Regions from separate parts of the Homo sapiens genome. Here region 1 is linked to region 2. A link is a loop called in an ENCODE intact Hi-C map of the cell type or tissue named here. Cell type or tissue: psoas muscle. All regions are shown on one strand. Each heading gives the region's core, and the rest is flanking DNA. Links, peaks and the distances in the headings are about the cores only.

Evidence for each region. Peaks named below come from ENCODE experiments on the same cell type or tissue, not always from the same donor. Only the 100,000 strongest peaks of a DNase experiment are listed, where the experiment ranks them.
Region 1: it touches region 2 in a loop (3-fold over the local background); 3 of 110 quality-filtered maps call a loop at or near these places.

Annotation. Positions count from the first base shown.
Region 1 is chr21:39,084,160-39,089,536 of GRCh38, forward strand. LINC02943 (long intergenic non-protein coding RNA 2943) reads right to left here and starts at 374. Exons shown (of 7, transcript XR_001755055.2): 1 at 1-374. In psoas muscle, for the core only: a CTCF peak has its summit at 2,578 (motif pointing left); DNase peaks (open chromatin) are centred at 3,182, 3,742 and 4,949; H3K4me3 peaks cover 1,778 bases; H3K27ac peaks cover 4,027 bases.
Region 2 is chr21:38,982,484-38,987,860 of GRCh38, forward strand. LINC02940 (long intergenic non-protein coding RNA 2940) reads right to left here. Exons shown (of 7, transcript XR_007067867.1): 6 at 5,108-5,377; 7 at 2,868-5,010. Among named protein-coding and RNA genes, the nearest start is that of LINC01700, 7.4 kb to the left of the region's middle. RefSeq lists an enhancer at 3,082-3,251. In psoas muscle, for the core only: no CTCF peak of the experiment used is centred there; a DNase peak (open chromatin) is centred at 3,278; H3K4me3 peaks cover 3,099 bases; H3K27ac peaks cover 3,333 bases.

The sequences.
Region 1 (5,377 bases), core at 130-5,129, 100 kb after region 2:
CAAGGTCAACATTTTCCTAACATCTTCTGGGTATTTCCACAGTTGAGAATACCAAATGATGTGGGCAGCTTGCTGGGTGCCAAGTACAACATGACGGACCCACTTACTGGGTCCATTTACTGCCAAGCCGGGCACTTACTGGGCCCACGCTAGTGGCTGTACTGCTGTGTGGCCAGACCTGGCTGTGGGAGGTGGGAGGTAATCAGGGCTTCACAAAGAGAGAACAGACATTTCCTCCACAGTGAAGGAGGAGCTGCCACTCCCACCTTCCCTCCACCTTCTGGCCAGTGTCTCTAACATGCTCAGCACAAGTGTCACCTGGGGTGCCTGCTAAAGATACAGGTTCTAATGGCTGTAATCCCAGCACTTTGGGAGGCCGAGGCAGGCGGATCACAAGGTCAGGAGATCGAGACCATCCTGGCTAACACAGTGAAACCCCGTCTCTACTAAAAATACAAAAAATTAGCCGGACACAGTGGCGGGCACCTGTAGTCCCAGCTACTCAGGAGGCTGAGGCAGGAGAATGGCGTGAACCCGGGAGGCGGAGCTTGCAGTGAGCTGAGATCACGCCACTGCACTCTAGCCTGGGCAACAGAGTGAGACTCCATCTCAAAAAAAAAAAAAAAAAAAAATACAGGTTCTAGACCCTGTCCCACAGCTACAGAAGCCAGCTTCCCACTCTGGGCAGCTGCCATTCAACAAGCACCCCCATATGCCCGTGGTTCTCGAGTACTGATGGGCATCAGAATCTCCAGACACTTGTCAAAATCCACGCCTTTACATTTACCCCAGTCTATGAATCAGCATCTCCAGAAACCAGGCCAGGTGATTCTCAGGCATCTAAAGTTTGAGATCCTACTTTGGATGAGTGATTTTCAAAGTGGAGTCCCCAGACAAGCAGCTCCTGTGTCACCTGGGAGCTTGTTAGGCACATTCTTGGGTCCCACCCCAGACCTCCTGAGTCAGAAACTCGGGATGAGGCCCCACCCTCCAGGTGAGAGCCACTGGAGTTAGACTGTGAGCTTCCCAAGGCCATGCACTTGTCCTGGTCACAGCTTAGAGTGTGGTACTTGGTGCTGAGTCAGCACGGGGGCTCTCCCTGGCTTCTAAGAGAAGTGAATGAGTTTTCCTCACCACTGACTGCCCAGGACACCCCATCTGGGCCAGAAGGAGCTGCCTGCTGTCTCCTTCTCCCAGGGGCCAGAATACAGCTCCTTAGGCACCTGTATTTGCAGGAAAGGCTGCTGTATGGGGAGAGAGCAGGCCTTGCCCTCAGTTTGGCTAACTTCTCACAGCTCCAGTTTCATCTATCTTGCTCTACCGCTGCAAAAGAATTGCCCCATGCCTTATGCATTTTGCCTCAGAGTCCCAGGAGTGCAATGTCCAATGTGGGGTGTGCTTTCTCTACTAGCTTAAAGTACAGAACAAATACCCCTCTGCTCCTATATGAACATGAACTGTTCATTCTAGTGATGGCTCTGAACAAAGCCGGGGGTCCCCTTTAAGTTGGCTTGAACATTTGCATTTCTGTTCCAGTCCTACTCATTTACAGATAACACACGGAGCCCTCCAAGCCCTTGCCACCCCTTTCCAGTCCTATTCCACTCTTCCCTCACCCTTCCCAGACCAGCTCAAGCACCCCTCATCCAGGAAACTTCCCCAGCCCTTTCCAGCTCTGGCTGATCTACCTGCTCTCCAAAGGTGAAGAAGCCGTTGCCTTCAGTGAGAATTTGGCACTTTGGGGCTCTCTTGAACCTTTGTCTTATTTCCCCAATAAAAGTGATAGTCCGATCAGGGCAGGGTCAATATTTATTGTCTTATTTTCATTCCGTCAAATTACTCAGCACCCCAGAGAGTTTTGATCATGAAGGTGCTCAGTAAGTGTTGGATGGCAGCATAGAGGTCAATCACAAAAGCAAGAAACCACACAGCCACTGCTGCAGATGAATGTCTCTGGATCTGCCCACACCCTTAGAATGGTTCCAGATCAACTGGGCGTCTGTCCAGCAGCCTAGGAGTGAGCTTTGGATCCTTTACAAAAACAAGAAGGCAGTAGCACCCCCTGAAAACCATGCCTTACAGTTAACCTGCCTCTAAGGTACAGGCCCTTCCAACCTGCTGTTTAGCAGGGAGAAGGGGGCCAGGCATGGTGGCTCATGCCTGTAATCCCGACACTTTGGGAGGCCAAGGCGGGTGGATCACTTGAGGTCAGGAATTTGAGACCAGCCTGGCCAACATGGTGAAACCCTGTCTGTACTAAAAATACAAAAATTAGCCGGGCATGGCGGTGCACACATGTAATTCCCAGCTACTCAGGAGGCTGAGGCAGGAGAATCACTTGAACCAGGGAGACAGAGGTTGCAGTGAGCCGAGATCAGGCCACTGCACTCCAGCCTGGACAACAGAGCAAGACTCCGTCTCAGAAAAAAAAAAAAAAAATAGCGGGGAGAAGGACCTTGGATTTGGCTTCAACAGACCTATGTTCAAATTAATCACTACGTATTATTAATATCAAAATAACTGTTAACCTACAGCTGACCTCAGCCACTGCCCTCTGCTGGCCCACTCTGGAGGGATCTGGCTCTGCACCCCGGATTTCTGCCCTTCCTGCACCCTCCCAGGAGGACGCTGCTCCTACCCTATGTTGGGGGGCATTTGAGTTTGGAGATCAAGGAGAACTGCGAAGAGAAGAGAAGAAGAGCTTCAGTCATGGCTGGAGGGAGGCATTGGAAAGGAGGTCAGAAGGACGCAGTCAGAGAGTGTGGGAAAATTGGAATGCCGGAAGAAGGAGAAATGAAATGAGAAGGGGTGCTGGGGATAAGTTGGATCCCCTTTAATATACTTCCAGAAGTGCAAATAAATGATGGGATTTCCTTTACATTGATCTTCAATGATCAAACTGTGCTTCTTAAACTAAACATGATTCTCAGAGACAGTCACGGCTGCAATGCGGTTACAATGATGAGAAGCCTTTCCTGGCCCTGGAGCTAACTACATCCCATGCAACTGGCCCCGACATAGGTACTGCTGTCATAATGACCTTGCAGGTGGGGACAGTCAGGCAGACAAGAGGTTGCCCTAGGCCCCACAGCTGGGCAAGGCAAAGCCCAAAATAGAGTTCATGCTGGTGCCAGGTCAGTGCTCTCAGACACTCATGTCCTGTCTCTAGGCAGGGCCAGCCCCTCCCCGTGCAGGGCTCCAGCCAGGCTCTCACCCCCTTCCTTAAAAGTGAACCGGATCCAGGACCAACAGCTTGAGACAGCACTCTGGGAAGCTGATCCCCAAGTTGACGTCTGAGGCTCAAATTCTCTCTGATTCAACCCCACGAGGAGCCAGCTGGGGTCTGAGCCGGGGCAGCAGGGACAGAGCTGCCGCCGGGGGTCTGCTGCCAGCGGGCATCGCCGAGGAGGGCGCAGCCTGCGGGCTGGATAGAAACCAGACAAAGGGCACTCCAGGCCCACCGGGCCGGCCATCCGGAGGGTCTACAGCTAATTAAGACTGAAGGGAGCACTGAATAACCCTTTTGTGGATCAAAAGCACTCTGTTGGAAACCCAGCTGACAACTCCAACAAAACTGACTTCATGGTTTCTTATGAGAAAACTGTGAATACATCGAGGACTGAAGAAGCGCTTTGTTCCAGACCTTCGTGGGACCACCAGAGATTCAGATTACAAAGCGGCCCTGCCCGGCTGCAACAAACAGCGCCTCGCTGAAGCCAAGGCTGTCTCGGTGTAGGAAAGCCAGAAATAACACATTACACTGAAGCCGGGGCATGGTGTGGCCACGACTGCTCGCTCATGTGCTTCATTTACAGAAAAGGACACACACACCCCACCACAATCCGATTAGAACCAGACAAGACTGGAAGGCTGGGCACAAATCACACTGAGCCCCTCCCCCAAGAGGGTCTCCTCTGAGCCTGTATCAGGATGGGTTCTTCGGACATTTAAAGGCAACTGAAAATACAAAGGCTCCTTTCACTTCTGCACTCCAGGCTGCTCTCGGGCATCACCCAGAACTTCAAACACGCCCCATGCCAGGATCCCAGCCCCAGGGACTGTAATGTAATTGACCTCGGTGCAGCCTGACGTCAGCATTTGTAGGAGCTACCTGGGTGTCGTGAGTTGGATGGTGCCCCCTCCCAGAAGATATGTCCACCCAGAACCTCCAAATGTGACTTGACTGGAATAAGGGTCTTTGTAGATATCATTAACCCTTTTCCCACTTGCCCAAGAATACTCCCCAGCAGCATTTACCCCAAGATAACTTTGCTGCAAAATACCTTGCTTTTATTATTATTTTCAAATCGCTCTAGTGTATTGACTTTGGAAACAAAACACATCATTCCATTTATAGCATTCTGGTTTTAGTAGTGGTATTTCCATTTACAAAACTATAGTAATTCTCGAGTGCTGAAAATGTCAAATCCTAGAAAACGTCGCATTCCTGCACGTGATGTTAACATTGTTCTTGAAAACAGTTATTGGCCAGAGATTCATTTGATGAATCCGATTCTTCCGAAACAGATGATTCTGATGATTTAGACGATTCTGATGTTAGTTCTGTGCAGAAATAACTCCAAGAACAGTTTTTGTATTTTATTTTCACATTGAAAATCCATCAGATTTGCTTCAGCCTCAAAGAGCATGTTTATGTAAAAAATGAGTACTGGCAGTGAGCTGCACTTTATTTTCTAAACGGAAAAAGGGTGAAGGTAAAGATCTCTAGATGAGATCATCCTGGATGAGGGCGGGCCCTAAATCCAATGACTCGTGTCCTCATAGGAGACAGAAAAGGAGATCCTGCAAACAAGGCCGTGTGAAGACAGAGGCAGAGACTGGAGTGATGCTGGTTCCATACAAGGAAGGCCAAGGATGGAGGTCATGAGGAACAGGAGGGAAGCCTGGAATACATGTTCCCATGCAGCTGCCAGCAGGGGCCACCCTGCCCACACCTTGACTTTGGCCTTCGGAACTGTGAGGGAGCAAATTTCTGTGTTCTAAGCCAGCGGTCCTCAACCTTTTTGGCACGAGGGACCAGTTTTGCAGGAGGCAATTTTTCCACACACGGGGGGGATGGTTTCAGGATGACTCAAGGGCATGATGCGTATTGTGCACTTTATTTCTATTATTATTACACTGTAATATGTAATGAAATCATTACACAACTCACAAGAATGAAGAATCAGTGGGAGACCTGAGCCTGTTTTCCTGCAACTAGACAGTCCCATCTGAGGGTGATGGGAGACAGTGACAGATCATCAGGCATTAGATTCTCATAAGGAGCGTACCGCCTAGATCCCTCACAATTCATAATAAGGCGCAACCTCCTATAAGAATCTAACGCCGCCACTGTTCTGACAGGAGGTGGAGCTCA
Region 2 (5,377 bases), core at 195-5,194:
CATTGGTCTAGAGCAGCGCCATCCGTTCATGACGCGCCCTATCCGTGCTATGCAAATGGTAGCCGCTCACGACAATGGCAATGGAGGAATTGGATTTTAAATTTTATTTAACTTTATTTTAGTGTATTGTATTTTCGAGACAGAGTCTTGCTCTGTCCCCCAGACTGGAGTACAGTGGCACGATGTTGGCTTACTGAAACCTCCACCTCCCGGGTTTAAGCGATTCTCGTGCCTCAGCCTCCCGAGTAGTTGGGACTACAGGCGCGCATCGCAGCGCAAGCCACCACGGCCGGCTAATTTTTTGTATTTTTAATGGAGACGGGGTTTCGCCATGTTGCCCAGGCTGGTCTGGAACTCCTGAGCTCAGGCAATCCACCTGCCTTGGCCTCCCAAAGTGTTAGGATTACAGGCGTGAGCCACTGCGCCCGGCAACTTTAATAATTTTAAATCTAAATAGCCACATGTGCTTTGTGGCTAGCTTCCTGGATGGGGCGGGAAGGACATTGATAGGCAGCTCACGGGAGCACTGGGCAGGAGGCCGTCTGGATTCAAATACAACAGCCCTGTGCTGTCCACGTGTGGTTGTGGGAATTCACTGAGACGACTTAGCAGGAGCCCCACACTCAGTTTCGGGCACAGTGTAGATTCTCAGGAAAGCAAGGCCGTGTTGTTCTGATGGAACCCAAGGTTTGGGGTCTAGATTAGGCCAGCTTCAGCTTCTCCATCCCCCTGGTTTCTACACTCCTTCAGGCTCTTCCTAAGTCAGGCACTGTAGCAGGCTGGCTTGTGTCCTCAAAAAGGATATGTTTAAGTCCTAACCCCTAGTACCCATGAATATGACCTTGTTTTGAAATAGGGTCTTTGCAGATGTGATCAGTTTAAAGGTCTTGAGATGAAATCATCCTGGATTGAGGGTGGGCCCTCCATCCAAAGACTGGGTGCTCTTATTTTAAGTTCAAAAGTACAACCGCAGGTTTGTTATATAGGCACACTTGTGTCATGGGGGTTTGTCGTACAGATGATTTCATCACCCAGGTATTAAGCCTAAAACCCATTAGTTGTTTTTCCTGATCCTCTTTTTCCTCCCACCCTCCAAAAGGCCCCAGTGTGTGTTGTTCCCTTCCGTGTGTCCATGCGTTCTCATTATTTAGCTCCCACTTATAAGTGAGAACATGTGGTATTTGGTTTTCTGTTTCTGTGCTAGCGTGCGAAGGATAATGGCCTCCAGCTCCATCCACGTCCCTGAAAAAGACACGATCTCGTTCTTTTTTATGGCTGCGTAGTATTCCATGGTGTGTATACACCACATCTTCTTTATCCAGTCTACCATTGGTGGGCACTTAGGTTGATTCTGTCTTTGCTATTGTGAGTGCTGCCGCAATGAACATTCCCTTACATGTGTCTTTATAATAGAATGATTTATATTCCTTTGGGGATGTACCCAGCAATGGGATTGCTCAGTTGAACGATATTTCTGTCTTTAGGTCTTTGAGGTATCGCCACACTGTGTTCCACAATGGCTGAACTAATTTATACTCCCACCAACAGTGTAAAAGTGTTTGAAAGGGGTTACATTCCTTAGCCCCATCATGAGGACCTGGTTCAGTGAGCAGAGTTGAGGGAAGGTAAAACAGGACCTAGAAATGGCCACAGCTAGAGCGCCACCCGAGCTGCCAGGACCAGGCTGGACTCTGCACACGAGGTTGTCCGGGGCAGGGCAGGGCCAGGGCATGCCTGGAGCTGCCACCACTGTAGCACAGAACACGGGGTCTTAACCTGGGTGAGGAGTCAGGAGGTCTGTGAACTTAGATAGGAAAGAAATTCCATTTTTATTTTCCCTGACTTCTAACTACATGTTGGCCTTTTCTTCCTCGCAAAGTCTTAACCTGGGTGAGGAGTCAGGAGGTGTGTGAACTTAGATAGGAAAGAAATTCCATTTTTATTTTCCCTGACTTCTAACTACATGTTGGCCTTTTCTTCCATTAGGAACACAGGCAATGAAGCACACTGTGGGGGACACACCTGTGATTGTCGAAATCACGGATATTTTCATACTGCATTGCAGCTGTTGCCAGTATCATCAGTGACTTTCATCCTTCTCTCTGCTTTGTAATTATGGTGGTTATAAGGCGGACAACTCAATCTTGTCTTAAGCTATTAATAAAAAACATGTGCACTATCATATCACAGTTGGGAGGGCGGGGTGGGGATTGTTACATTTTGTTACATTTTGTTAGCTGTATTTCAACATACTGGTTTCCTTGGGAAGCCCATGTACTTTTTTTCATGCATTTGAAGTCTGAATTCTGAGAAAGGGTCCATAGGCTTCCCTAGGCTGCCGCAGGGGTTCATGACACAGAACAGGGTAAGAGCCACTGGCATGGACACTAGAAACCTACACCAATGCTGTTGTATCACTTTTCAGACAAGCTCTGTGCAGTCGGAATTTTTTAAAGATGCACTGTCACTTGAGGAAGACAGGTGATCTTCCTGCGGCACAAATAGAAGCAAAGAGATTTCTCTTCTTCTCTGTAGAGCAACACAATTGATAAATGGCCGATAATCTCCACCAAATTGGCAGCAGTAGGCTGCCCGAAGGCAGCAGGCATATTCGTCTTTGTGAATTGTTTTACTATGATGCTGTCACATTTCCAGGAATAAGACGGTTAAAATGATATATTGTTGTGGTTTGGCATTTGCAGCTTTGCTCTGACTTCCCTGGTAACTGCCAACATCTGCAAATTATTATGTGCTTAAAAAAAAAATCAACCGCCACCGCAGGCTGCCCCCACGGTCCCTGGCTGGGCCAGGCCTCCTGCCAGGCCACAGGGCAGAGTTCTTGGACCAGGAGGCAGCAGGGTCAAAACCCAGGTTGCCTAGGAAGCCCCCAAAGACAGTTATGGATAGAGCTGGGAGCCCGAAACACATGCGGCAGTCTCTCAGTTTCCAGGTACCGGTTCTCACATCATCCATGCATGTGTTTGAGGAAAAACAAAAAAAAATTGATGGTTGCCAAAAACAAAAATGCTTCCATATCAAAGTTTATCAGTGTCAATGTCAAGAGACTTCTGGTTCGTAGACTCATTTTGGCTTGAGGCCACCAGAAGTGAACTCTGGTTTCTAAATGCAGAAGCAGAGGCACTGGCCGATCATGGAAGATGCAGGGAACTGTTCAAGAGGCCCAAGCCTGGTGCTCAGAAACTTGGCAGGATCAAGCATCTCGCCCAGGAATTCATCCCCTGCTTGTCTAAGCCGGCTGGCTCTCGTGACTGACTCGGAACAACAGAGCAGATGTTTGCGTGGGAGGCAAGCCTCACCCAACATCTGTCCTGCGGCGGGAAGGCCTGGGTGTTCACAGATAGAGCTGGAGTTCCCCGGTGGGTGGCACAGACAATTAGCTGGGGCTGCCTCACATGTAATCTAATTACAGGGGAAACAGGCTCAAACACCGGGTGATAAGCAGCGCAACTGTTTCGGGTGACTCTGTAATTTTTCCTCCATTAATTTTCTCCATAACGCACATGATTGTCATAAGGGTTAATTAAAAAGAGCGTGAGTGGCCTCATGTCACATGTAGCTGGACCAGAAAGTGTTGAGTACCTGCTCATGCGTGCAAGAGGAGGAGGGAGGAGCACATCACTGAACTTCACATGAAATTGGATACCCGGGATTAGAGACAGTAGAGGGTTTTGGTGAAATCAGATACACATTGCAAAGCAGCACACCGCGATAATTCAATTTGGATATACTGACATGGACTGTATAAACAAGGAGAATGGAAGGCAAAAGGGTGATTCCAGGGAGGCTTCCTGGAGGAGGTGAGCTCTTCAAAGAGGTCATGTGCACAGGTAGAGGAAAGAAATAGAAAAAAAAAAAAAAAAGAGCACTAGAGCCAAGGACAGGAAGGATCACAACCATAGGGACAAGGATCCAAAACCATGAGGTTAGAACCTGAAGACAAGGAACCAGACTCAAGGAAAAAGTTTCCTTCAAAGATAACGGCTGATGGGTGCAAGGAGGTATCGAGGGATAGAGGATGTCCAACCCCAAGCTATAAGCAAAAGTCCAACAACTGATATCTCTTGTTTGCAACCCATCTCAAAGCCACCAAGCCTTGTGTAAACATCACCCAGAGTGGCCAAGACACCAAGTGAGCAGAGCCTGGTGACATCTAGGATTTGCACATAGCAGGCGATGAATAAACCCATGCTGTCTGACTTCGGAACTTTGACCTCAAGTTCATCACCTCTAGTATTTGTGGATGAAGTCAATGATAGAGTTAGTTCTTGCTTGTTCATGAAGCGGATGGTGCATCATTCTAAGCAATGCATAACATATCTGTTTTTAAAATGTTTTTATATGCATCTTGGATCACATTAAAATTACTTTGCATTTTGGACCATACAACAACTGATGGGGTTGGGAGTAGGGAGTGGACACTCCAGCCCTTCCTGCACTGAAAGAATGGATGTGCAAGCCACATGCTCTAAGAGGGTGGAGGCATCCTCTTACCTAAATACTAGACTGGCATCAGCAGCTGCAATCCCCGATCTAGTTGCCTTGCTGGCAGTATCTCAACCAATTGTTTTAATTTGAGACTTCATAATGACAATCCAAAGCTCACTTGATTATGATTATCACTGAGGAAGGCATTATTCAGAGTGTAGCAAATAGATAATATAGCTTTATCTACACAGCATCGCTCAGAGTGCAGCAAGTAAATCATATGGCCTGATCTACACACACACAAACACACACACATGAAGTCAGGAATATCTGACAGTGCAGTTCTAGTGTCCCCAAGCCTGTGATGGGTGTGCAAGATAGCGCCGTCCTGGGTCTGGCCCGATCCACGGGCGTTTGGATTCTGGGTTGGCTCATCCCCTGGGCTTTCTCTGCTTCTGTGGATCCCACTCCAGAGAGTGCTGGCATCGCCTCTTTCTTCAGGCTCTGAAGCCTCTTTCAATTCAGAACTTGAAATTCATTGCAGAGAACCCTCAGTCGTTTTGTCTGCAATCAAGTGACGGTGACTGCATTAGTCCCTGGGGCTGCCATAACAAAGCACCACAAACGGGAGGCTTAAAACAACAGGAATTTATTCTCTCACCGTTCTGGAAACCAGAATTCTGAAATCAAGCTGTCGGCAGAGTTGGTTCTCTCGAAGGACTGGGAGGGAGAATCTGTTCCCTGCCTTGCCTTTAGATTCCGCTGCTTCCAGCAGTCCGTGGCTGTCACATGGCCTTCTCCCTCTGGAGTGTGTCTCTGTGTCTGTCCTCCTCTTCTTGTGATATCACGAGTCATATTGGAATAAGGGCCCACCAGACACCAGTATGATTTCATCTCAGCTAACTGCACTGGCAGTGACCTTATTTCCAAA